5 separate regions of the Mus musculus genome follow, and all the other regions are linked to region 4. The links are chromatin loops, found by intact Hi-C in ENCODE. Cell type or tissue: heart. All regions are shown on one strand.

Region 1 (5,000 bases), 430 kb after region 4:
CATTTAAGCCTGGGGAAGCTCTGAGTCCAAAGAGGAAAGGGAATTAGAGAAGGGGGTTAGGGACAGAGCAAGCTCCTGGAGGGACAGAGGAGCAAGTGTCAACAAGAGCTTCAATCTGGGTGTCCCCAAGCAGAGCCAAGGGACTTGTCACAAAGAAATGTCTCTAACCACAAAGGAGAGGTGTCCCTTTCCTTGTGAGGGATGGCCAGTAGGGCTAGAGATGCTTCCACATTGATGTGGCTTTTTTAGAAACAAAGTAAGGTCCAAGAGGGAGCTGAGCGAGGAGGCTCCAGGAGCTGACAGAGACAGAGCAGGCAACTCCCAGGTCCCAGTTACCTACGGAGCAGGAGAGAGCAGGTGAGGGAAGAACCAGCTAAGGAGGTGGACTCTAAACTTTGGAGCTGAATATAATACAGTAAACAGCAGAATCCAGACGAAACAGATGATCCGAACCTTAGGAGGGTCCAACCAGCAGCTTGGTTCAGCTAGAAGTGGGTCCCTTGGTAGGGGTCCATTTATGCCCCTCTCAGGTTTGGATACCAGATGTTTAAACGGAGAACATGACCACCCCATAGTATGGTTACAGGGAAAATTTTTATTGTGGATGAGAGAGCTAGAGAGAGTGAGATCCAGAAGCACCTGGAAAAGTCTAGAACAGAAAGAAAAGAAGTAGACTGAACATGGCCAGCAGTCTGGACCTGGCCAGGAGAGAAGCAACACACACACACACACACACACATACACACACACACACACACACACACACGCGCGCGCACATCACACAGACACACACACAATCACACAGACACACATCGCACATACATCACACACACATCACACACACACACGCATCACACAGATACACACACAATCACACATACATCACACACACATCACATACACACATCACACACACATCAAACACACACATCATACACACAAGCGCACACACACATACATCACACAGACACACACACACACACACACACACACACACACACACACACACGGAGAGTGAAGGGAGAGGGAGAGAGAGAGAGCAGAGACAGTGAGAAGGAGCGATAGAGAAACAGAGAGACAGAGACAAACAGAAACTCAAAAACAGCAGGGTATTAAGGAGAATGAGTAGCTGGGAGAGGAAAGGAAAGCCGGTTAGCTGGAGGAAGGTTAGGGGAGGGGAGGAGGTAGGAAAGGCTAGGATGCCAGCAGAGCATTATCTTTGAAGTGCATAAAAGGTACTTGTGATCCTGAGGGAGCCTGGAGGCCAGCATGTGCTCTGCTGTGCTAATGAGCATCACAGGTAGCCTTTTGTTCCTTCTGTCAGCGATGAGGGAGATAGTTTTTTGTTATAAGGGAACCAGCTTCACAAATCCCTGAGGAATGCTGGCTTTTGTCTAACTACCAGAAGTCCTGCTGTATTCCAGACTGAGCCTCTCTTTCCACTGCCTTGTGGAGTGGAAGAATTGGAGTCTCCTTTATATCTCACAGTTATGAGCTGCCATCTGTGGGTCCTGGGAACTGATCTTGGGTCCTCTGCAAGAACAGTAGGCACTCTTAACTGCTGAGCCAACTCGCCAGCCCCATGCTCTGTGTGTGTGTGTGTGTGTGTGTGTGTGTGTGTGTGTGTGTTTTAGGTTTTTCTATGTAGCCCTGGTTGTCCTGGAACTCACTTTGTAGACCAGGCTAGCCTTGAACTCAGAAATCTGCCTGTCTCTGCCTCCCAAGTGCTGGGATTAAAGGCGTGCGCCACCACTGCCCGGCGCTGCCAGCCCAAGCTCTGTCAGCCACCATCTCCATGACAGTAGTTTAGTGTTCTCAAGCTGGTCACAGAAACGGGCTCACTGCAGATGTAGCCTTCTGAGAATATCTCCTTCCACTTAGTACAATGCCTTTGGGGGTTTGTCTAAGGTGATGCATGTAGCAATAGTTTTTGGATTGCAGAGTGGTATTCCACTATTTGCACTCCCCAAGGAGAATATTCTGATATCCTTGGATGTTTCTGAGGGAAATTTGAAGTAACTGGTTCAAAATTACAGGGTGTATTCTAGGGGCAGGGAGCAATCTGTATTTTTTTCAAAACATTAGATATTTTTAGTTTCTTTTAAAAGATTATTTTGTTTATATGAGTACACTGTAGCTGCCTTTAGACACACACCAGAAGAGGGCATCAGATCCCATTACAGATGGTTGTGAGCCACCATGTGGTTGCTGGGAATTAAACTCAGGACCTCTGGAAGAGCAATCAGTGCTCTTGACCACTGAGTCATCTCTCCAGCCCACATATTTTTATTAATTATTTGGAAATCCCAGCATCCACAATGTGCTCCCAGCTGTCTGTACCTCCAGTTCTAAGCAAGTGTGACATTGGTGCTTTTAAAGAATTTCCCCACTCATATAACCTATTCTAAAGTATTGGCTCAAGAGGGTGATTACCCAAGACAGCCTTCCACCTAAACGTATTGTGCTTCCCCACGTGGGATCAGTAGTGGTCAGACTCAGATCGTCAGCAGGTACTGAGTCCAGTTCCTTTCATTTTTCTCGCCTCAATAGAATTCAGGACTCCCATCTTCAGCCACCACATGCCAAAGCCACCTCCATGCTGCCACCTAGTGGTCACAGCCACAGCTGCTGATCCCTTTAAAGGAAGGCCGCTTCCATCCTCAGGTTCACTGCCAAGAGCGCATCACACTCCTCAGTCCCCTACTGTAGCCCCAGTGGACACAAAACACGACTCTAGTCTCAAAGGGAACAAAAGACACTTTATCCTTGAGCCAAATATAAGTGACCATGGCCCAGGGACTCAGGTCATCACAAATGCCATGAAATATGTATAGTTATAGAACAAAAGAAAGTTACAAATCAAGGTACTTTCTAAGTACATAGACAACAGGATCTGGCAGGCAGGTTACACCAGAGCACAAACACCAACCCGCTGATGCTATCAGAGGGCATTCTTAGCTTTGGGGTTGGTGGAAGTTAATACTAAGAACACATTTCAGAAGTTTTACCTGAGAATAGCAAGGACATCAGCTCAGGTGGAGCTTGGCAACCAATGGCTATCATGGGACATTAAGAAAGATCAAATAAGGGCTGGCGAAATGGCTCAGCAGGTAAGAGCACTGACTGCTCTTCTGAAGGTCCTGAGTTCAAATCCCAGCAACCACATGGTGGCTCACAACCAACTGTAATGGGATCCAGCTACAGTGTACTTAGTTATAATAATAAATAAATCTAAAAGAAAAAGAGAGAGAGATCAGAGAGTTAATTATGTAATTATTCTAGATCTTTAACACTCCAACCTCCATAAGTTAATCAGCTGATCGACCTTGGAGAATCTTTAACATGGATGTGGCTTCTCTTTTCTGGGAACTTCAGTTTACAGTTATCCTGTTGGCTAAGCATCATGTGTGTTCATGTAGAAGCCATATGTTTTATGTCCCCGCCAAATGCTAGAAGGCTTGTTCCTAGGGTCTCATGTAGCTAAGGCAGCAAGTGGGTTCCTCGGCTACACAGAAAGGTTGAGAGGAACCTGGGATACATAAGGCTCTGTCTCAATAATAATGAGAAAATAATCATAATAAATACTTTGATTTGTCCTGTGATCTTGGCTTTACAACAGATTCCAGCTCGGAGAAATGAATGGCTTTTCACTTTATAAAAGAAACCAAATCATTTTATATTTCTTTCTAACAAGTTGTTGTTCTCTTTTGTACCAGGCCTTACTGGGTTAGGGGTAGAAAGAAGGTACCAGATTTATAAGAAATCAAGATTTCCTAGGGTTTTTTTAAAAATTTTTTTATTTTCATTTTCTGTGTATGAGTGTTTTTGTCTGCATGCATGAGTACCATCTATGTGCTGTGATCTTCTGATCCTCTGGCCTGTGCCTCCCAAGTGTGGGCTTACAGACTGTTCTGCTAGGCTCCTCCTGACAGCGACTTAGCAATAGTTAGTGTCATCACCTGCCACCATTGCCTGCCAGGTGCTAGTCAGGTGTGACAATATATAATAAAGAGGACTGCTTGCTACTCTCCCCCTGCCCCACCCACCCCTCCCTCTCAATCTCCCTCTCTCTCTCTCTTCCCCCCCATTCTCTTTCTTTCTCTGTTTCCACTAGCCTCTCTCTTTCTGTCCTTCATCCCCACTTTCTCTGCCCTCGAGGCTCTGCCTGCCTCTACCCTTTCTCCAGGTCCCCGATCCCCTACCTTCCCTGTCAATAAACCTCCCTTATACTAGGTCCTGTCATATGTCAAGATTTCTCAGTGGGACACGGAGACTTTGGCATGGACCCACCAGGTACCCACACTCACTCCCACTGCCTCCACATTATATTTCATAACACTTAGCAGGCCATGAGAGCAATAAGCAACTCTGCCTGCTTTCTTCCTGGTGTTTATTTCCCTTACCCTAAAATCAACATTAAAAATATCTGAATGAGCTGGGCATGGTGGTGCATGCCTTTAGTGACAGCACTCTGGAGGCAGAGTCAAGCACAGATCTCTGGGTTCAAGGCCAGCTTGGTCTACAAAGCAAATTCCAGGACTACACAGAGAAACCCTGTCTAAAGGGGGATGGCAGGAGTGTCTTGGTGAGCTCCAACACTGCTTCACACTTGACTTGTCCTAAAATTCCTTTCTGCTAAGTATTCTAGATCTGTTTGAATGGAGATCTCTATAAAGAACTCTGGGACTGCTGTGAGTGACAGCGTGGAGCTGTGTCTCTGCCACCATTAATATTTGTCTTTTCTTAGACAGATGTGGTGTGTACACATGTAATCCTATCACTCAGGAGCCAGAGGCAGAAAGCCATTGATTGGAAATCAGCCAGAGACCCTCTATCTTTTATTTAAGTCCTGACCCAAGACTGTTAAAGTAGATTCTCTTAGAGTTGAGATGGGGGAGAGCTTTTAGTGCCGTACTTCAGTGTTGCTTCCAAAATAGTTCCCTCACCGAGTGCCTCAGGGCTGACTAAAGTGTCCTGTTTCTACACTTCTCAAAATGGCT
Region 2 (5,000 bases), 66 kb after region 4:
AGTAGTAGTAGTAGTAGTAGTAGCAGTAGTAGTAGTAGTAATAGCAGCAGCAGCGGTAGTAGTCCAGATGATTGGCAGATATGACTCAAATTGTGAGGATTGTCTGAAAAAGCCAAGTCAGGAAAGAAGTGGCCAGAGGGGAAGGGAAAGTCCTAAGGGGTCAGAAAGAGGCACAGCCAGTTGTTTGGCCAGTCTGGTTTTGTTTGTTTGTTTGTTTTTTGCCCCGCTTGCTCTGGTTGCTATATCTAAGTACACAGTAGATGTCTCCAGAAGAGGGTGTCAGATCTTATTACGGATGGTTGTGAGCCACCATGTGGTTGCTGAATTGAACTCAAGACCTCTGGAAGAGTAACCAGTGTTCTTAACCACTGAGCCATCTCTCCAGCCCCCAAAAAACTATCTTAAGGTGGCAAAATCATGCCCCTGCCAGAGCACGAGACAAATCATGGTTAGCTGCTGCGGACAGTCTGAAGCAGCCCCATATCCCACACCTGGGATTAACAAAAACATATTCACCTACCATTTCTGTGTTTTAAAGAAATCAAAGTTCTCACTACATGTGGTGAGGTGGGAGGCAGAGACAGGAGAGTCTTGTAGAAGCTTGAGGGCCAGCCAGCTTGGGAACAGACACCCTGCCTCAAACCAAGGAGGAAAGAGAGGACCAATGCCCAAGGCTGTCCTCTGATCCTCAGAGTGTTCTGTGGCAGTCACAAACCTGTCCTCACATACACGTGAATATATACACACTCATCATACACACACATGCACAAAAATAAGTGCATGAGTCAATACAAATATAAAAAAAGAAAGAGAGGGGCTGGTGAGATGGCTCAGTGGGTAAGAGCACCCGACTGCTCTTCCAAAGGTCCAGAGTTCAAATCCCAGCAACCACATGGTGGCTCACAACCATCTGTAATGAGATCTGACTCCCTCTTCTGGAGTGTCTGAAGACAGCTACTGTGCACTTACATATAATAAATAAATAAATCTTAAAAAAAAAAAAAGAAAGAGAGAACTCATGGAACGGAGCTGTGGATGGTACCAGGCAGTAGTGACCGCATCATGCACGTCCCACCCCAGCAGCCTAGTCCAGCTCGTCTAAAAGAAAACAAAAACCCATGAAACTGATTACAATGTGCCATGACCTCACCCCAGCTTCCTATGCAGCAGAAGCAAGTCGCACAGTATCTGAGAGAGGCTTCTAGAACCGCAGCCTCTGCTGACCAGCTGGAGAGGCTGTCCTGTGCTGTCTTGTGGTACTGCGGCATAAGGCCCAGCAAAGGTTTCTCCCAAAGGTCTTCTCTTGCCTCCCTGTGATGTTCTTCACAGAGACAGCAAGGGCTGTGGGGAGACAGTGACTGTGACTGCAGAGGAACCGAGTGGAGAGGAGGTAGCAGCAGGCTCGGGTCACAGAGCTTTCAGGGAGAGGCCAGTGCCCAGGAGCAGAACACGTGGATGTTAGACCACCCAGAGTGACAACAGCTATTTGGGCCACATCTTCTGGGATGAAGAAGAAGGAAACTTGCTGTGGGGCTGCTTGTCCTCACTTTCTTTGACAAGCTCATCTAGCCTGCAGCTGAGGAAGCCCCTGGTATTAGAACTTACTCCTTTGGGATTCCAGTGGAAGACCAGCATCTCTTTAGGAATCCCGTAGTTATATATGATTTATTAGAGTGGCTCACAGGCTGTGCTCTGGAGAGTTCAACAATGGCAGTCTCACAGTGGAAAGGCTAAGAATCCTATAGTTGTCTGCCAGGCTGCAGTTCCAATCCGGTGCTGGTCCAAATTTAGGGTGTGTTTCCCTATCTTAAGTGATTGATCAAGAAAACCCCCCATACAGGCATGCCTAGTTGCTTGAGGTTTAGTTGATTTTAGATATAGTTAAGTTCACAGCTAAGGTTAGCCATCACATTCAGTAAATTCTTTTTTTCTATAATTTCTTTGTCTGGAAAAGTCTCAAGTGTCTTTTCTTATAAACACACCTGACCCTCCCTAGCCTAAGAAAGCAGGAGATGTCTGTCTGTCTGTCTGTCTGTCTGTCTGTCTGACTGACTTGGAAGTTCTTGCCTTTTCTGGTCTGCTCAAACAACCTTCTGTTGGGAAAGCTCTGCCCCAGAGTGTCAAAGAGGTAGGATTCAGCTGGACAAGAAACAGGAAGCTGCGTCAGGACCCGCCTTCCACACTGGGCAGTCAAACTGCGGATCTGAACGGAAGACTGTTGACTTGGTGACCTGCCCAGGCAGCCCAGCCGGGGGATCCTGAGATGACACCGAGCGAACTCTTGTGACCTGGGCTTTAAAAGTGCATTCGCAATTGGTTGTCTGTATGTCCCCTTACTCACCTAGGCCTGGCACTTAGTAGGGACTCCTCAGACATCTGTCACTTGATTGAGCCAGGGAGTAAAGTGAGACGCCCTTCACACTCCCAGGTTCATCCCTGGCCTGTGCTGCGAACCAGCAAACTAGGCCACATGCCTGACCCAGTTTTTCCAGTGCAACCTGCCAAGCCCCGGGGGCAGCAGTGGGTCCAGAGCCAGCATCCGTGGTGAGTCAGGAGCTTCTCTGCTGCCGCCTGGGACAGAGGCCTTCCAGACTCGCCCAGCTACATTCAGCTGGAGGGGAAAGGGGCCTTTTTAGGGTAGCTGGAAGCGGGACTCCGTGCAGCACTGCCCCCTAGTGGCCATGGGGAAGCTTACAGGGCTTAGGAAGCGGGTCCCAAGATGATCCCCAACGTTGAGTGTGCCACTAGCTGGTGTGAGTGTGCTACTTTAAAAACTTGGATGGATGGACACACTTTTATGTTTTTTCAGCTTGTCAGAATTTGAATTACAAAAAAACAAAACACAAAACAAACCCCCACAAGCTATGATGATCTCGTTGGCAGTCATTTCCCAAGTCCCTCCATTGCCCTTGATAGCTGGCAAAGGCAAGCACGGGTTTGCTCCTCACCCCACCAGTATAATATTTTTATTGATTATCTGGGAATTTCACATAACGCACTCCAAGCACATGCTTCCCAGTCCTCTCAGGCCCATTGCTCCCACCCTGGTATCTTACCGGAAGGAGGAGGAGGAGAAAAAGAAAGAAAAAAAAGAGAAAAAAAATACTAAGTCCATTGTGTTGTCCATATCCTCACTGGAGCATGGTCTAACTTCCAGTGGATAGCCCCTTAAAGAAAATGGAGTCCTTCCCCACACCGCCAGAAGCCATCAGCTGTGGAGAGCGCCACTTCAGCCCCCTTACGACAATTTTTGAGAGTTCTCTTCCCTGGTTTCCTGTCGAGACTGTTTCTTTTGGGGGGGGAAGGGAGAGGTTGTCACAGAAGCCTTCTATGTCTTTCTCAACTGAAGCACAAATTCTTTTATTCCAATTTTAATTACTTTAAACTCTTTATTATTTGTGAATGTAAAGTTGTGGGGGGAGGTATAGACTGTGTAGGAAGTTATGTGGTGTGTGTGTTGGGGCCATTATCACCATTTTTGAGCCAAGTGTGAAGCAAGCTTCATTACATGCTGGCCTGGATGATGGACATTAGCCAGGTCCGTATCCGGGATTCCCATTTGGTCACTGGTTGTGTTCGTCAAAGGCCTTACTAAAGCAAAAGCTACAAGGCCACATACTTCCTGCCGTCACCCAATCAGGGACAAGCACACATCCTGGCATACTTCCTGTCTATGTCCCGCCCACCTACATGTGATCAAGCACATCTTGTGTGGTTGATGCAACCAAGCTTGTTTATAGAAGTAAAAACATGTGACTTGTTATTTCGCATGTACAGCAGTTCCCAGCATTCCAGGAAGTATATCTTGGGCAAGTGGGGCTTACAGGTTAAAGGCATTTTTGTTTTATAGATCTCTTATTACAGTAATCTAAACTTAAAACTTCCCTTCAGCCATCATAGTAGGCATGTGCTATGGTGCCTATGTAAAGGTCAGAGGACAACTCTGTAGAGTTGACTCTTTCTGACTTTATGTCGTCACCAGGTTTGCATGTCAGGGGCCTCTACACCTTGAGCCATCTCGCTAGCCATTCCAATCAATTAGTAATATTAACGCTCAGATCATACAGTACACAGTGGTTAGAAAATGAACACCTGCTGGGCAGTGGTGGTGCACGCCTTTAATCCCAGCACTTGGGAGGCAGAGGCAGGTGGATTTCTGAGTTCAAGGCCAGCCTGGTCTACAGAGTAAGTTCCAGGACAGCCAGGGCTATACAGAGAAACCCTGTCTTGAAAAACAAAAAACAAAAAACAAAACACACAAAAAAAAAAAAAAGAAAAGAAAAAAAGAAAACGAACACCTCTGGAAGTGCTGGGCGAAGACTGCAGGGTCAGGGTGGAGCTGAGCCTCCAGGCCCAGTCAAGGTGTCCAAGCGCGATGAATGGAGACCATAGATGTGAAAGACAGACAAGGGTCAGACTTAGTCAGCCGGTCTGGGAGGAATGAAGTTATCCCAGGGGACACCTGCCCCTCACTGTGGCTATCTGGACTGTTAAATGGCATCCAGGGGACAGGCATACCCCCTAGGAACTGTATGTTAGGAGAAGGAAATGGTGGGATCCTGGAATCGGATGGCTTTGCCAGATCTGAACCAGAGACTGCTTAGTCATCATAGTTGTTGCCTTCTATTTAAACAGCATCCTCTTGCAAGGACCCTGAAGGTAGATTTGGGAGGCCATTGGATCTCTTGGTCTCTTTTCCCAATGTGACCACATTGATTACTGTAGTGCCAGGGAAATGTTACTGACCCCCCCCCCCCAAAAAAAAAAATAAAACAGACAGGAGCCAATCTGATGCAACTCACAGCAGGGTCTTTATTCTATTCGTGCTAGCTTGAGCCCCTCCAATGTACCACTGTCACGCAGGACGGTTTTGGTGGTGGGAGAGCCCCGAATGTCTATTAGGACAGGGCTTTATAGTAAGCAACCAGCAGGGAGTACGTGTGCAAGCATCTAATTGGAAAGCTCCTGTGGCCTTTAACGTAATTGGCTGGTGCTGGGAG
Region 3 (5,000 bases), 270 kb after region 4:
ATTATTTTCTAAGTCAGTAATGCTGAGTACTTAACACAGGACCATGTGCATGCTTACTGCTAAGCTGCATCACAACATCACTGCTAAGCCCATATCACTCATCTCTATGCTCCTTGACTACCCGAGACCACTCACCGTGTCCACACCCCACAGTTACCCAAGTCTGAGGTGGCTGTTGGGCAGCAGAGTGGCATAGAAAGAGCATCAACCAGCTTAAGGTCAGATCTATGCTCCCTGTCTAACTGCTGTGTGACTTGGGGCAATTCACTTGCCCTCTCTGAGCCTCAGTTGCTTCATCTGCAAGCTGAGGACAGTATCCTCCTGCCTGCTGTCTGTGTGAAGATTGGACCTGGGGGTGAATTCTGTGTGGTACCCCGAGTAAAGCTCAACCTCCATCTTTAACCCCCACACACACTAACGCTAGGTTGTCTGTCTTCCAGGGCATGGGTTATCTTCATGCAAAAGGCATCGTGCACAAGGACCTCAAGTCCAAGAATGTCTTCTATGACAACGGCAAAGTGGTCATCACAGACTTCGGGCTGTTTGGGATCTCGGGTGTGGTCCGAGAGGAACGGTGAGTTGGGAAGCCGGGGCACTGTGTAAGTGTGAAGTGCCCACAGCTGTGTTGCTGGAGAGAGCCTTGCCACACAGGCTAGGTCACCTCGGTCTGTGGTTCAGCCCATGCGCTTTCAGGCCAGTGTTGGGTGTGGGTGATATTTAGGTCCCTCATGGTACTCAGCTTCCAGGTGGGTACCATGCAGGCTGAGGGACCAGGCTGGTCGCCCCTCATGAGACAGAACATTGGGGTTTAGTTCCTGTGGTTGTAAAGGGTTGGGGTGGCAAAAAAAAGCCCTAAGAATGGGAGCCTAAGGAAGAGTGGCAGGCCAGTAGCATGCAGGTTTGATATCTGCAGTCATCCGAGACCTAGACAAACCAGCTGCTCTCCCAGCACGGGGACTCAGACCCTGTCACTGACGGCTCCCCGCCATTCCCAACTGTGGCCTCCCTCCCTAGACGCGCCCATCCTATTCAAAGGCAAGATCTCCTGCTCCTCTCTTGGCTTTCTGTGTACCACTTGTGAGTACAGATGTGTGTAGTCAGGCCACCCGCTCCCCCACTGAGGTGTCGTTCTTGTCCTGACCTCCAGGCGCGAGAACCAACTGAAACTGTCACATGACTGGCTGTGCTACCTGGCCCCCGAGATCGTACGAGAAATGATCCCGGGGCGGGACGAGGACCAGCTGCCCTTCTCCAAAGCAGCCGATGTCTATGCATTCGGGTGAGTCGACCACTGGCCCCCCCAAGTGCAAATGAGAAGGCCCTGGTGGGGGCGGGGGGGAGGTGTGCCTTGGAAAGTCATGGCTGTGCTAGCTGGGCAGAGTGACTGCCTTTGACCTCTGGTCTCTGGCATCTAGCGTGGGCCAGCCATTGTGGAGCTCTAGTAGCTCACACTGTGGTGTGTCTCCACAGGACTGTGTGGTATGAACTACAGGCAAGAGACTGGCCCTTTAAGCACCAGCCTGCTGAGGCCTTGATCTGGCAGATTGGAAGTGGGGAAGGAGTACGGCGCGTCCTGGCATCCGTCAGCCTGGGGAAGGAAGTCGGCGTGAGTAGAGGGACAGAAGGACAAGTGTGGGCTGGGCATGTGACATGACTGAGAAGGCTTTCGTAGTGGTACAGGCACAGGGACCATTAATACCTAATACCGTTATATGGAGAACAAAAGTGTCAGGGGTGTGTGCCTTGTGTTGGCAACGTGTGCAGGCCACACCCCTGGATGTCAGGACTACAGAGGGTGCTGTGGGGCTGAGTGGACCCTGAGAAGAAAGCCTTCCTTCTGTCATGGCAGCTGTTCTGAGGGTTCTCAGCGGCTGCTCCTGTATTTAGTCCTGCCTGTCCAGTCTCTGCTCTGGAACGCTGAGGCGCCCCCTAGTGGCAGGGCCGTTCTCTATGCTTTCCAAGAACCCTGCATTTACCTTCAGATGTTTTCATGTTCATAGGATGTACCTTCCATCTTGAAAGGCCGTCCGCTTTCATTCTGACCTCTCCCATTTTCCATTCTGTTTGACTTGGTCGCTGACAAGTCGAGGGGGAAGGAAAGCAGACAAGTCCTCTTTGACCTGGAAGGTTGGAGGATCACCTGATTCTGACTCCACAGATGCGCGGGGCACTTGAGTGCTTCTTGGGGCTCCTCGGGAAATGCTCTGTCCTTGTGCTTCACTACCCAGATGCCCACACACCACCAACCCCAGTGCTTCTTTACAGGAGATCCTGTCTGCCTGCTGGGCTTTCGATCTGCAGGAGAGACCCAGCTTCAGCCTGCTGATGGACATGCTGGAGAGGCTGCCCAAGCTGAACCGGCGGCTCTCCCACCCTGGGCACTTTTGGAAGTCGGCTGAGTAAGTACTCCCTCCTTCTGTGAACCATCCTGAGCGCCTCTGTCTAGAGTGTCTGAGGGCGCCCTCTGCTGGACATGCATCAGACCACAATCCAAGGCTTCCACGGTGTAGGAGCTGAAGGATTCTCACCTCCCCAGTTGATGCTGGAGGCCCCCTGTAATGGGGGGCACCTCCTTTCCACCTGTGAAAATCCACACATCACCGTAATAGACTGTCACTGACACCAAGCCCAGGCTAGACCATGGTGGGAGAGTTGTGCCTGAGAGAAGGGGTCAGAGGTCAGGTCCATGTGAGTACCAAAACAGCCCCCAATAAGCAACATCAGTATTGCTTAGGCTGGCACCCACTTAGTCACTGAACTGTTGAGCACTGGGAGCTTGCCGCCCCCTAGTGAGCCACGCCACTGAGCTCTGTGGCACCCGTGTCAGAAGCCTTTCCCCCTAGTGGCCCTTTGTGTCCTGAGACACAGAGCAGAAGAGGCTGCTGTCATCTCCTCTGTATTCTGTCCTGTTCTGTTTCTACTTTGGCTCTCTGGCTTCCTCTCCCAAAGACACCTCTCCAGCCACAACCCTTTGTCAGGATCTGGGTCCCTGTCACTTGTCTTGGCTTTCACAGTGGGCGTTAGGGAAGATCCAGAGTTGCATAAACTTTGCCAGTCATCAGGCGGTAAATCCTGGAAGCTGGGCAAGGGAGGTGCTGGCATTGGCGGTGGGGGAGGGGTCACGAGGCCCCAGGGCTGAGCCCTGTGCTGCTTGCTGCTGTAGATCTTCCTTAGGCCCTCTGGGTACAGGCTTCCTCCTCTGTGAAACCATGCCAGCACCGGACACTGGCATTCAGAGATGACTCCTGTTTCTGAAAACCAGTCATCCCCACGGTCTCAGCTCACAGATGGGAGAGGAGTCCACTAGTAGGGACCGTCACCAGGCCACAGCCACCAGCTCCCAGGCTTCCGTGGCTTCCTCGGACATGGGGTCTCTAACTCTCACTTCTGTTTTCTTTCCTGTCGGCTTCATCACTTTTCGTTTTTGGGGGGGTGGCGGATACACTGGCCTGTCTTGTCATCTCCCCTGTTCTACCATCCTGACTCCTCCACCTGTCTGCTGGCTGCCATCACCCACCGGGCTGGACCGGATTGGACGGCTCTCTTCAACTGCTGGTGAAACGGTCTCGGGCACCCCTAGCCGCTGGCGGAGCCGCTACTACGGGAAAGGACGCTATGGTCACCCCGACTTTAAGAACTCCTGTCCAGTTCTGGAGGAATAGTGTGTTTCTGCCATTCTCTCGTTTTCTGCCTGTGTGTGGCTGTCCTACCCACCCTCCCATTCTGTCTCTGCATGCCAGCTTCTCACATTCTTGCTTTGATTTCCCATAATCCATAATGACCTCTTGCATCTGAAATGGCCACCAGACTTGTGTTTCTCACAGAGAGTTAAAGAAACGCACGGTGTGCAGCAGGGAGGGCCCCTCTCCATACCACAGGAGCTAGCTAGCATGTGGGCGAGGGGGGTTTAGCGCTCAGTGAGCCAAGCAGGTCCCCCCAAGTCCCACTATGGCTAGAGCTCAGGAGAGGAGAATCCAGTGATCCGGCTGTGGTGGTGTACGCCTATCATCCCAGCATTGAGGAGGCCGAGGCAGGGGGATTTTAAGTTTGGGTCTAGCCTAGGATACATAGTAAAATGTCAGAAGTAGAATCATCAGTGGCAGCTGGGGACGGGGATGGGCACACGCCTTTAATCCCGGCACTCGGGAGGCAGGGGCAGGTGGATCTCTATGAGTCTGAGTCTGAGGCCAGCCTGGTCTACACAGTGAGTGCCAGAAGAGACCCTGTCTCAAAAAGCAAACCAAACAAGCACAAGTGAACGGCTGGGGGTGTGACTCTGTGTAGAGCTCTTGCTTAGTATTCACAAGGCTGGGTTTGGGGTCCAGAACTACAGACATTAATAATGATAATAGTAATAATGAATGTAGAGAGAGGGAGGGAGGAGCCAAGAAAGCAGAAGTGATCATCTCTGAAGCCAGTTTGCTCGTCACAGGGAGCCCTGGGGACCTACGACTGCCCCGTGGGAACTTGGAGAAGATTCCCTGTGCTTGTCCCCAGCCATTCTGAGGGGTGGAGGTGGGGATCCTGTTCTGAGGTGGGTCCCTGGGCATCTGGCCTGGCCAGGCCCCTAAGCCCTGGCTCCTTTAGGCTCAGACTCTGATACCACTCTCTCCTCTGTCCCTAGGTTGTAGACCTGGCTGTCTTGCATGCCCCGGGGCTTCCTTCCTCCTAAACACCGACTCAGCTTCGTGACTTCTGCTAAGACTCAAAAAATGCCAGCAGGCACTAACCCAGGGGACGCCATCTCTGCTGCTCCAGACTCCTCCCTGTGCTCCATTTAACAGCTTCCCCTCCCCTCCACATGGCCTGTGGGTGCCTGACTTTCATCACTGCCAGGGGAGGATGGCACTAACAGAGTGACCCTCGAGGCGGAAGAGCAGCTTTCAGCCGCCTTCCTGGATAAGATGGTCTCTTTTCTCTTGTTCTCCCAAGAGTGGCTCTTGCTTGTGTTCCTCTGCTCCCTAGCCCTTACTAACACCTTCATGAGCCCCTGCTGAGCA
Region 4 (5,000 bases):
GCATGCTAGTACATGTTGAATTCAGTTTCCCCAGATACCAGGCTTATTCATATCTCTTTCTGTGCTAGGTTCTGCTCTTGGGTTCCTCCCCACAGTAGCTCACACCCCTCTTTCCTATTCCTTCTCTCACACACCCTTTACGATTTATTTATTTGTTTTATGTATGTGATTACGCTGTCACTCTCTTCAGATGACACACCAGGAGAGGGCATTAGATCCCTTTACAGATGGTTGTGAGCCACCATGTGGTTGCTGGGATTTGAACTCAGGACCTCTGGAAGAGCAGTCAGTGCCCTTAACCCCTGAGCCATCTCTCCAGCCCCTCAGGTTCATTTTCATCTCTCACTTGTTAAGTTTTCCTTGGTCTGTCTTTTCCACTAAAATGAAATTTCTGTCTCAGCTACTCAGGGTTTGAATGGGCAGCCATGGAGACTGAAGAGACAGCAAGGTCCCAGATGCTGAACCTGGGGGGAAGCTACCCCCAAACTCATTAGTGATACAGGGACCTAAGTACACATTGTGGGAGGTTCTAGAAGACTGGTCAACCTCAACCGTCCTTCCCACCCCAGTGAGGAGAGAAAGGAGGCTCTGGGGGAGGAGGGCTATAAATGCGTTATACTTTAACCCAGGGACTCCACCTTCATCTCTCTGCTTTACTCAACCAGAATAAATGTCCTTTTGGGCTGGTGTGTGTGTGTGTGCGTGTGTGTGTGTGTGTGTCCCTCCTTGCTGACCTGGAGTGGTCTCAGCAACCCATTTATCTCAGCTTCTCTAGCATTGTTAACTTGCCCTTGAACACCCCAGAGCCCCACCTTTGTTTCCCTGTGGCCAGTCAACACACCCTTGGATGGCTTCAAGAGCCCCCATAGAAGGTCTTCCTGGGTGGGCGCTGGAGTTGTGAGTTGGAGGTAATGCATGTGTTCCAGCTTGCCTGAGACCTTTGGTTTTAGTTGGAAAAAATGAAGGGGGATGATTTTGGCAAAGACATTTGCCGCTACCACGTTGGCCCCAGCTCCCACCCCTCTCCTGTACTGGGGCAGGAGAGCATCACCCGTGAGGTTTACCTGTCCTGGCTAATTATAACAAGGCCAGCTGACTGACAAGTCGGCTTGGTGCTGGGAGGGGATGGGCAGGTCACTGCCTCCTCCATCTCCTCCCTCTAGGACCTACCCTAGGGTTAATTCTTGGGGGTGGGGTGGGGGGGCAGATCTCCTTTAGAGAAAGGAAGTCACTTTAGGGATTCAGGCGGGCACTTCCCTTCTGACTCATCTGTCTCTTAGTTCTTTCCAGCAGGTGGGAGGGTTTCAGAAATGGCCAAGAAGCTGAGGCACATCTGGAGCAGGCAGGGACAGAGGCACAACTCTAGATTGCGATCCAGAGCACCTGAGTGATAAGTTAATTAACTAGTGAACAAGTCAACCCAAGCCAGATTAAAGTACATAAAGGCAGGCTTGTTTGGAGCCGCTCTCAGGCAGGTTCACTGGTCCCATGGCCAGGGAAGTCGCCATAGGGAGAGAGTCAGAGGGGAGGAGGAAGAGGAAGAGGAAGAGAGAAAGCCTGTGAGCTTGGGCAAGCAGGGACACATGGAGGGAGGAGGAGGGAAACAGAGAGAATGGGGTTGGGTTGGAGGAGGGAGAAAGCAAAATGTCTTCATTATGTAGGGAAGAGCTCCTCAGGAAGGGAAGCCCAGCCCCACTGCTGAAAAGATCCCAGAGAGGGACTGAAGGATGCTGGGAGAATCTGGAGGCCGCTTTGGTACTGTCTTAGTTAAGGTTTTACTGCTGGGAAGAGACACTGTGACTAAGGCAACTCTTATAAAGGACAGCCTTTAACTGGGGCTAGGTTACAGGTTCAGAGGTTCAGTCCATTATCATCATAGCAGGAAGTATGGCAGCATCCAGGGAGGGATGGCTCAGGAGGAGCTGAGAGCTCTACATCTTGTTCTGGAGGAACTGGAAGACTGACTCCTCAGGCAGCTAGGAGGGAAGGAGGGTCTCAAAGCCCACTCCCACAGTGACACATTTCCTTGAACAAGGTCTCACCTCCTTATAGTGTCACTTCCGGGGCCAAGCATATTCAAACCACCACAGGTACGTTAAATGTTAAAACTGGTCACAGGTCTGAATCCCAGCACTAAGGGAATTCCCTTACTTTTGTAAGGAAACCTCAAACCAGAGTCCTTGGCTTCAATGCAAATAAAGTTTCAGTGGGTAGAGTCAGGCCAGCAGGGAAGCCTGGCCTCAGTTCTTTCTCTGGATCCCACCAGGTGGCAGGCAAGCACTAACTCCACACTTGCAACGTGGCACATAAACTCCAGCCCTCATGGACTCCAAGTGAATGAATGAATTTCAGGATAAGCTGGTGTGAGGCCAAGTTGGTGTTTATTAAGAGATACTTTTAACTCCATTTTAAGCATGAGAGCAAGAGTCAAGTATCCTCCAAGAGAGGACACTTTACTGCCTTTCATAGACCATTATGGAGGCTTTTGAAGAGGATAGCCTCAAAGGATTGCTAAGAAGCCTAGAGATAACAGGTGGCTCGGGGGGTGGGGGGGGGGGTGGGGGGGTGGGGGTGGGGCTCTGGACAGGATTATGGTTGAAAAGATATATCTGTGTAGATCCCAGGATATGATTGCTGTAAACAAAGAGCCTTGTTTGTGATGCTCAGAACTCTCTGGGAACTGAATAGATGCTCAGTCCTCAAACCTGGCTCAACACCACCTTACCATAAAGTATCTGTTATCCCCCTTGTCAACCTTCAGGGCAAATGCTGGCTGGGCTGGGATTCTTGCTTCTCTGCCAGTGAGAAGGACACTCTCTTCCTGTGTCCCCTAATTTTTGTTGTCTTTCTGACCTGACAGATCCTGTACCCACCACCTGCATCAGAATATATGTACTCCTATTCCTGACCAATAGTATAAGTACCCTTGCCCCTCCTCCAAAAAATAACCAAATTCAGGCAGTTTCCATTCAAGTATTATTACTTAATCTGTCAATCAAAATAGAGACCCACCCAAACTATGGCCTTAGGTTTAGCTCCCTTAAGTAAGAGACACCAGGCTGTGGCCTTGACTACTCTCATTCCTGTGGCCTGCTGACAATCTTGACAGTGTATCCTTCTATAACCTGTACCTTCCCCTTACTCAAAACAAAATTAGCTTGCTTCTTTTGCAAAATCTGTGTGAGCCCTCATTTCTAATTCTTTGGACAAAAAGCCAAGGGCCTGAAAGCAATCAGCCTATAGCCCAATCATTGGTAACCAACCTAGCACTTGGGGCAGACCAGGGAAAGTTTGAGGCCAGCCTGGGCTACAGGTAAAGTAGCCCTGGTTTGAATGGCAGCATTTATCTTGTGCCTTCCAGTGTTTCGCGGTTGTTGGTTTTTTTGGGTTTGTTGGCTAGTGTTTTACATTCCGGAAGGTAGCAGCACCTTCTAAGTCCAGTCCCATGCATCTGTATCTTTGTGCTTAGAGAATCTTTGCAGAACAAATAGAGTCCTCCATGGTATCTCAGGAATCCTGAATTCCTGAGATTGCAGAGGTGTGTTCTATTGCTTGCAAAGCAAGCTCAGGAGAAAAAGGCTTTGCTGCAATCACACTGCGAATTGTTCTATGTCACTCAGTATTGTGTGACACAGTGGCTTCCAGGCTCTGCCTCTCCCTGGCTGACTTTTTTTCTAAGCTTACTGTAACTCTTCTTTTTAAAGACTTGTTTATTTTTATTTAACATGCATGAACCTTTTGCCTGATTGTGTGTCTGTGCACCATGTTCATGCCCTCAGAAGCTGGAAAGCATCGGATGCCCTGGAACTGGAGTTACATGCTGTTGTGAACTGCCAAATGGGTGTCAGGAAATGAACCCAGGTCCTCTGGAAGAACAAGCAATGTTTTTGTTTTGTTTGTTTTGTTTCCCAAGCTGAGGCTGTCCTGGAACTCATTCTGTAGACCAGGCTGCCAGGCTGGCTTTAAACTCACAGAGATCTGCCTCCCTCTGCTTCCCAAATCCTAGGATTACAAGTATGTGCCATCAGCACCAAGCTGTTTGGCTTTTAATGTATGTGTGTGTGTGGTGTGGTGTGTGGTGTGTCTGTGATGTGCACAGAGGGTAGCACATGAGTCCCAATCCACAGGTCAGCAGCTTCATTCTAGAAACTTCCAGCCAACATGAGTGAAGCGCATGCCAGCCGTAGACAGAATGAAGATATCATTTCCAGAGCCCAGGCCCTCTTGCACATACATGCGTTCTTCTTTTTAGTGCAGAGTTCCGGTCCCTGGACTTTTAAAGCCAGAGCCCATCTGAGCCTATGTTTGGGAATCAAGACTGATGGTGTAATAAAATTAATAGCCCATCAAACTTCTTGGCTGAATTACAGTCCCATTATTACAGGAAAGACAAACAACACACTCCATTAAACTGAAGGGTGAACGAGACTATGGAGAGAAGCACAGAAATGATGGGAAAATTGTGGCCTCTTCAGACCTGGAGTCTCCTAGACCGTGTGGTGTGACAAATGAGCTCTGGGAGGGTAAGTGACCTGCCTAAGGCGCTGGGTGCCTTTTGAAAAGGTGAGGCCTTAAGAACACAGCAAGCTAGCTCCCTCTCTGGACTTAACTGGAGTCTCCTGTCACCCCCCTGGGGCCCAGAGGAGGACCCTGCAGTATAGTGATCACCTGAACACCTGAGCCTTCCTCAAGTGTGCTGCTTGCTGTGACTTCTGGGTGTCAACATTTACACCCAGTGAGAACTGCTCACACCAGTGCTCAATGACAGCAGACCTGTCTGTCCCAGTTCCTGGTTTCAAACCAAGGGCCCAAACTGTGAATTCAGCAGGCAATGTCCTCCAGGACCACCAGGAAGCCTGAAAGTGAGACTCAACCTCAGGAACAAAGGCCTCTTGGGATATCATCTGCAAAGAAACCCATGTGTGCGGGCATGCGTGCATGGGTGTGGGTGGTGGTGGGGTGGGTGGGTAGACCTTTAAATAGTTTTTGTTGTTTTTTTT
Region 5 (5,000 bases), 330 kb after region 4:
CTAAGGTAGCCCATACTGACTTGAACTTACAACTCTCCTGCCTCAGCTTCCCCAAAGCCTTAGGACTAACAGGTGTGCACTGCCTCTGCCCTTACAGCCCATTGTTAATGATGTCTAACATCCATGAACACATCTGGCAAGCTCTGAACACATTTTGGGAAGTACCCATGATACCCTTGCTGGTCATCACAGGTTTCAGAATAGTCCACACCCCAGGACCTTTGAACATGTTGCTGCCCCACAGAATAGTCTGGACCTCTGTCTCCAGTGTGCACAAAGCTTCTTCCTTCTTCAGGTATTTTTCTCAAATGTCACCTCCCGGGGACCCCTTCCCCAAACCTCATTAAACCACAAACACCCCAGCTCTGAGCTGCTGTTCTGCGTCTTACCCAAAGCAGTGCGCACCCTATGTGCTTGATTTGATCAACTCTGCCAGAATGTAAGCTACGTTTAGGTAGGTCTTTTGCTTTTGTACTTTCGAAATAGGATCTCATATAGCCCAGTCCAGCCTTGGACTGACTATGAAACCCAGGGACAATCTGAACTCTTGACCCCTGGGCCTCCACCTCCCCAGTGCTGGCGATACAGGTGTGCTCTGTGATCTATCGTGATATTGACAACATTTTCACCTGTTTTGTTGACTGCTTCTTACCTCTAACACATAGTAGATGTTTAATATAAATGGGGAGCATAACTTCGAGCCTTAAAGGCAGGTTTAGGAACCAGAGAGACAGAGAGAGGGAAAAGGAGAGAGGGGCCATGTGTCTGGGCTCTCACATTCGCTGTTAGGGCACCAGGGCCCCTTCCATCTGCAAAATGATGGAACAGTCATTCTTCCGTCATAAAGCCCTTGGAAGGGCAGAAGGAAAGGTCACCACGGGGCAATCATTGGTGAGCACCTGGCACAAGGCAGACCCTGCTACCAAGAGTCCTTCCTGTGAGAAATGAGGGCACCTAGCCAGCAACCTATTGTAAATAAGTGTCTGTCCCCCATAGGCAGTAGGGGACAGTCCACAGCCCTGTTATGCTCAATGGGCATTTAGGCAGGAGTGTGGGGAGCAGAGACTGCTGCTTTCATCCCAGATATAGAGAAATGGAACACACTGGCCTGATTTCTCAGCTAGCTGGCAACCACTATGGCATGGAAAGACCAGGCTTGAGGAGCCCAGCCGGCCCCAGGTTTCTGCAGTGGTGCCGAGGATCTCAGGGCACACACCTCCCCCACCCCAGTTCTGCATCCCTGGTCCTAGTTCCAAAGGCTTGTGACCTTGGTCTACTCCCCTCTGGAGGGTCCCACCCCAGCTCCCATACCTTGAGCTGGAAGAAATAGTCTTCCACCTGCTCCTCGCTCAAGTTCAGCTTGGTGGCCACCAGCTTCTTCAATGTGGTAGCCACATCCCGAGCCATGCGCACATCTCCGCAAATGTAGAGGTGGCCCTGCTCCCCGTGGAGCACGCTGAGTACCTCATTGGCCAGCTGCTTTTGCAGGATGTCCTGAACGTAGACCTAAAAGCAGAGGACACGGTGGGACCAGCCCTGGATGCTGGTGTCACTGTGGTCAGGCACACTGGCCATGGGGAGGGGAAGAGGGCCATTGAGGGCTTCAGTCAGGACCTCAGCTCAGGATAGACAAGTATCCTGTCCTCCTGGCCAATGGAACCCGTAAAGCTTCCCTCAGGTCACCATACTTTAGAGACATCAAGTTTATAGCTCTGCCCAGGGCTGTGAGATCTGCCTGTCTACACCCCGGAAAGAGGGGGCTTCCCAGTATGTATTAGCCCCAGCTCTGATTTGTAGCTCAGGTATAGGCTCCTAGGCTTTCCATTTATAAAGAAGGTCCTGCAGTCAGTCAGGAGTCTGTTTGTTTTTGTTTTTCATCTAAGATGACCAGTGGTCCAGCTTTAGGATGCAAATGGGGTCTTCAGGGAATGTTCACATGGTCCTGAATGGAAAGTGTGTAGGCACTGTTCATGCCCCTGGAGCAGAGTGCCAACCTGAGGGCCCTGGGGGGAATCAGCTCCACCTTCCAGTCTTACTGAACTAAGTGTAAAGCCAGCCCGGCCCAGCCCTGCGTCCCAGAGATGCTGGGCACCTGCAGGTGTTTGCACTGTGGAGATTAAACTACAGTGAGCTTGATGTTGTCATCGTGCTCTTCATCTCTCCCTGCCACTGTGCAACTGTCTTCACTGCAGGCTTGGAGTGGAAGGGCTGTATAGCCTGGGCAGGGGCCATCATGCGTGCTCTGCCAGCTTGCTGGGTGGCTGCACTTACCTTGGGTTTGCCGGGCAGCCGGGAGTAGCCTGTGTGCACCTGGAACAGCACTCTCTTGCGGACCATCTCCTGCATTTCTTCCTGATAGAGGTGGTCCTCCTCCGGGTGCCGGCACCCAAACACCAAGCTCATGCGGCCTCCTTTGAGCCCTTGAAGATCCAGAAGGTTGCAGTTACCACAACGGCCACCAGAGGGCAACCTGTGAGCACCAGGTACCCAATGGGTAGGTTTCTGATCTGGCATTATTCCCATTTTATAGCTAATGGTGGCACTCTTAAAAAACATGGTTCAGGAAAAAAAAGTATCAGTTCTGATTATGTCTACACATTGCTATTTCTTTTACTTGACATATTCTATTTTAATCTTACTTCTTCTTTTAAAATATTATTATAGCCAGTTCTTGGGAATTAGAAGCAGGAGGATTGATTTCCTGCAAATTTGAGGACAGCCTCCTCTGTATAGGGAATTTTCAGTTCATCCAGGGCTACAATAGCAAGACTTTGTCTCAAATATGTATAGGTGTGTGTGTGTGTAACATGCTAAGGACATTCTTTTAGTGGAATATCAGAAACTCGTGGCCTTCTTTTGTGAAAATCATCTCCCCTGACCCAGATGCTACATCAAATATAGGTGCAGAGGCCTCAGGCATCTTGAAGGTCAAACATTGCTAAGGGTTTCTTCCAGAAAAGCCTCATCTGGAGGATTCCAGACAGAGCTGTCCATCCTTCCCAGCTATTTCTCCAATGAAAAGAAAATGTCTTCATCTAAAGTCTGTTACTCTCATTCCCCCTTCACTCTGGGGACCCCTACACAGGCTTATTAATCTCTGTGTTATTAATGGATGGTCCAGCAAGGAGGCAAGCATTTAAAACCCAGCAAAATGGGCTGATGAGATGGCTCAGCAGGGAGAGGTGCTTGCCGTCGTGACTGACAAGCTGAATCTGATTCCTGGAAGAAGTAAAACAAGTTGACCTCTGACCTCCACATGCGTACCAGGACATACACACTCCTCTAGATACCTTAAAAATTAACAAGGAAACATGGAGACGTGGAGTGGGCAGAGCACAAACACTCCACATCTGTGTACCTGATTATGGGATATGGTGTAGTAATTTGATGTGCCTGTGTAATGATCAGGTCGGTCACAGTGACAGGCACACTCCCTATTGAGTAAGAGCTGTACCTTTGTGCTGGGAGTCATGGAGCCGCTGCTGCCAGAAACTTCGGAAGGGAGCAATGCCCGTACCAGGCCCAATGAGGATGCAAGGCTGGGAGGGGTCCTCAGGGAGCTGGAAGCCACTGACACTGCAGGAAGACAGAAGGAGAAAGACCCTGGTCTGCAGATATCCCAGGCTAGGAGCACATGCAGGATAGGGCTGGGGACCTAAGCGCCTGGCGGGGACCTGTGCACATCTTCATCTTCCCAGCCCAGGCAACGGCCTCTCTCCACACTGGGCCAGTCTCATTGGATCCCACCACAGGCATCACTGTATCTGTGTCATGGACTCCACGACACCTTGTAACCAGATGGCAAAACGAGGAGACAAAGAATTACCCCCTAAACCTTTATGGGCCGAGAGGAGACTCAGTCTTAGACCCTTCCCTTGCATTGCAGAATCCCCAGGGGCTAGGGGCTCCAAAGGGCCCCGAGTGGGTGCTTACCTTCGCACAAAGCAGGGCACTGGGTCCTGGGGCTTCAGGTTCCTGATCCAAGTGCTGCAGACACCATGGTGCAGGGGACCCTGACCATCTGCAAGGAAAACACAGGCCTGACTAACAAGCCCCGTGGGCTTCGTGCAACCCGGCTGGGTGTTCTTCCTGCAGTGTCAAGCCCCGTTGGGTGGCTGCTTCCTGAATGAGGAGTTACCTCTTCTCCCAGCTGTCTATACAGATCAGGGAAGGCAGTCAGGGGCCTGGTGAGCAACTGCGCCTTTGCCATTGTAGAAACTGAGTCACACAGAAGGCAACGGAGCAAGGGACTAAAGTCATGGTGGACTCAACTTCCTGCTCAGGTTCCTCAGTCTTACGCTAGAGCATCTCCCAAGTGCTTGTCTAGGGACCCTCCCAACATCCTTTCCCCACTAAGGCTCTGCCCACGCAGTGTGAAATGATCCCCAGGGCTGGCCATTGCTGAGTGTCCTCATGAAGGAGGCCTTTGCCAATAGGAACTCTGGGTGAGGGGTGGTCTTCCACGCCCCCTGTCTATTCTGGCATCTCCATCTTCCCCAGAAGCCTTTTCCTGGGCTTGTGGGTACCCCAGTGTCCTCTGGGTTACATTCACTTCCCCATGGCCTGACACATAAGGGAGGCCTTTAGCAACTGGAATAGTTGTTTGGTTCTGGTCTGCATGAACCAGCCTTGTCAGGGCTCACCCGCATCTCCTCTCTCATTCAATGGTGTGGTATGGTCAGTGAGGATGGACAGACACAGGCTCTGTGCAGTATTTACAAACTGCGCTCTTGGCCAAGGAGAGAGATCTCGGAGATGTGGACGCTTTCCAGCCCTTCCAGCTCAAACAGAGCTCAGTTACAGTGGTTAGAACAGGGAGGTCCATCCAGTGGAGGAACCAAGCCTAGAACACTTGACCTCCTAGTCTAGGGCAGCTTCACACACACCCCACTCCCTCCCTCGTGATACCGGGGGCCTCTGAGCACCCACACAAACATATGTCCAAGTATGTCCATGCCTGAACTCTTTTTTGACTTTCTGGCTGCTCTGTGAGGGCAGGG

Evidence for each region. Peaks named below come from ENCODE experiments on the same cell type or tissue, not always from the same donor. Only the 100,000 strongest peaks of a DNase experiment are listed, where the experiment ranks them.
Region 1: a loop joins it to region 4, with 2.2 times the contacts of the local background. A loop is called at or near these places in 3 of 42 quality-filtered maps.
Region 2: it touches region 4 in a loop (3-fold over the local background); 33 of 42 quality-filtered maps call a loop at or near these places.
Region 3: it touches region 4 in a loop (3-fold over the local background); 12 of 42 quality-filtered maps call a loop at or near these places.
Region 5: it touches region 4 in a loop (2.8-fold over the local background); 20 of 42 quality-filtered maps call a loop at or near these places.

The regions. Positions count from the first base shown.
Region 1 is chr11:78,854,040-78,859,039 of GRCm38, reverse strand. No RefSeq gene overlaps it. Among named protein-coding and RNA genes, the nearest start is that of Lyrm9, 30 kb to the right of the region's middle. In heart, a CTCF peak has its summit at 2,606 (motif pointing left); a DNase peak (open chromatin) is centred at 2,599; H3K27me3 peaks cover 1,017 bases.
Region 2 is chr11:79,222,296-79,227,295 of GRCm38, reverse strand. It overlaps Gm30470 (a long non-coding RNA gene), which reads right to left and starts at 2,611. Exons shown (of 3, transcript XR_880030.1): 1 at 2,342-2,611. In heart, a CTCF peak has its summit at 2,670 (motif pointing left); DNase peaks (open chromatin) are centred at 2,445 and 3,655; H3K4me3 peaks cover 225 bases; H3K27ac peaks cover 1,580 bases.
Region 3 is chr11:79,016,961-79,021,960 of GRCm38, reverse strand. It overlaps Ksr1 (kinase suppressor of ras 1), which reads left to right. Exons shown (of 19, transcript NM_013571.3): 15 at 441-574; 16 at 1,148-1,279; 17 at 1,471-1,606; 18 at 2,266-2,399. Among named protein-coding and RNA genes, the nearest start is that of Gm11201, 4.1 kb to the left of the region's middle. In heart, CTCF peaks have their summits at 1,923 (motif pointing left) and 2,499 (motif pointing left); DNase peaks (open chromatin) are centred at 1,250, 1,410, 2,500, 4,071 and 1 weaker place; H3K27ac peaks cover 1,267 bases.
Region 4 is chr11:79,287,952-79,292,951 of GRCm38, reverse strand. No RefSeq gene overlaps it. Among named protein-coding and RNA genes, the nearest start is that of Gm30561, 15 kb to the left of the region's middle. In heart, a CTCF peak has its summit at 2,259 (motif pointing right); a DNase peak (open chromatin) is centred at 2,261; H3K27ac peaks cover 1,763 bases.
Region 5 is chr11:78,953,916-78,958,915 of GRCm38, reverse strand. It overlaps Nos2 (nitric oxide synthase 2, inducible), which reads right to left. Exons shown (of 27, transcript NM_010927.4): 23 at 3,934-4,021; 24 at 3,455-3,576; 25 at 2,272-2,420; 26 at 1,312-1,506. Among named protein-coding and RNA genes, the nearest start is that of Lgals9, 29 kb to the left of the region's middle. In heart, a CTCF peak has its summit at 2,462 (motif pointing right); a DNase peak (open chromatin) is centred at 2,445; H3K27me3 peaks cover 3,885 bases.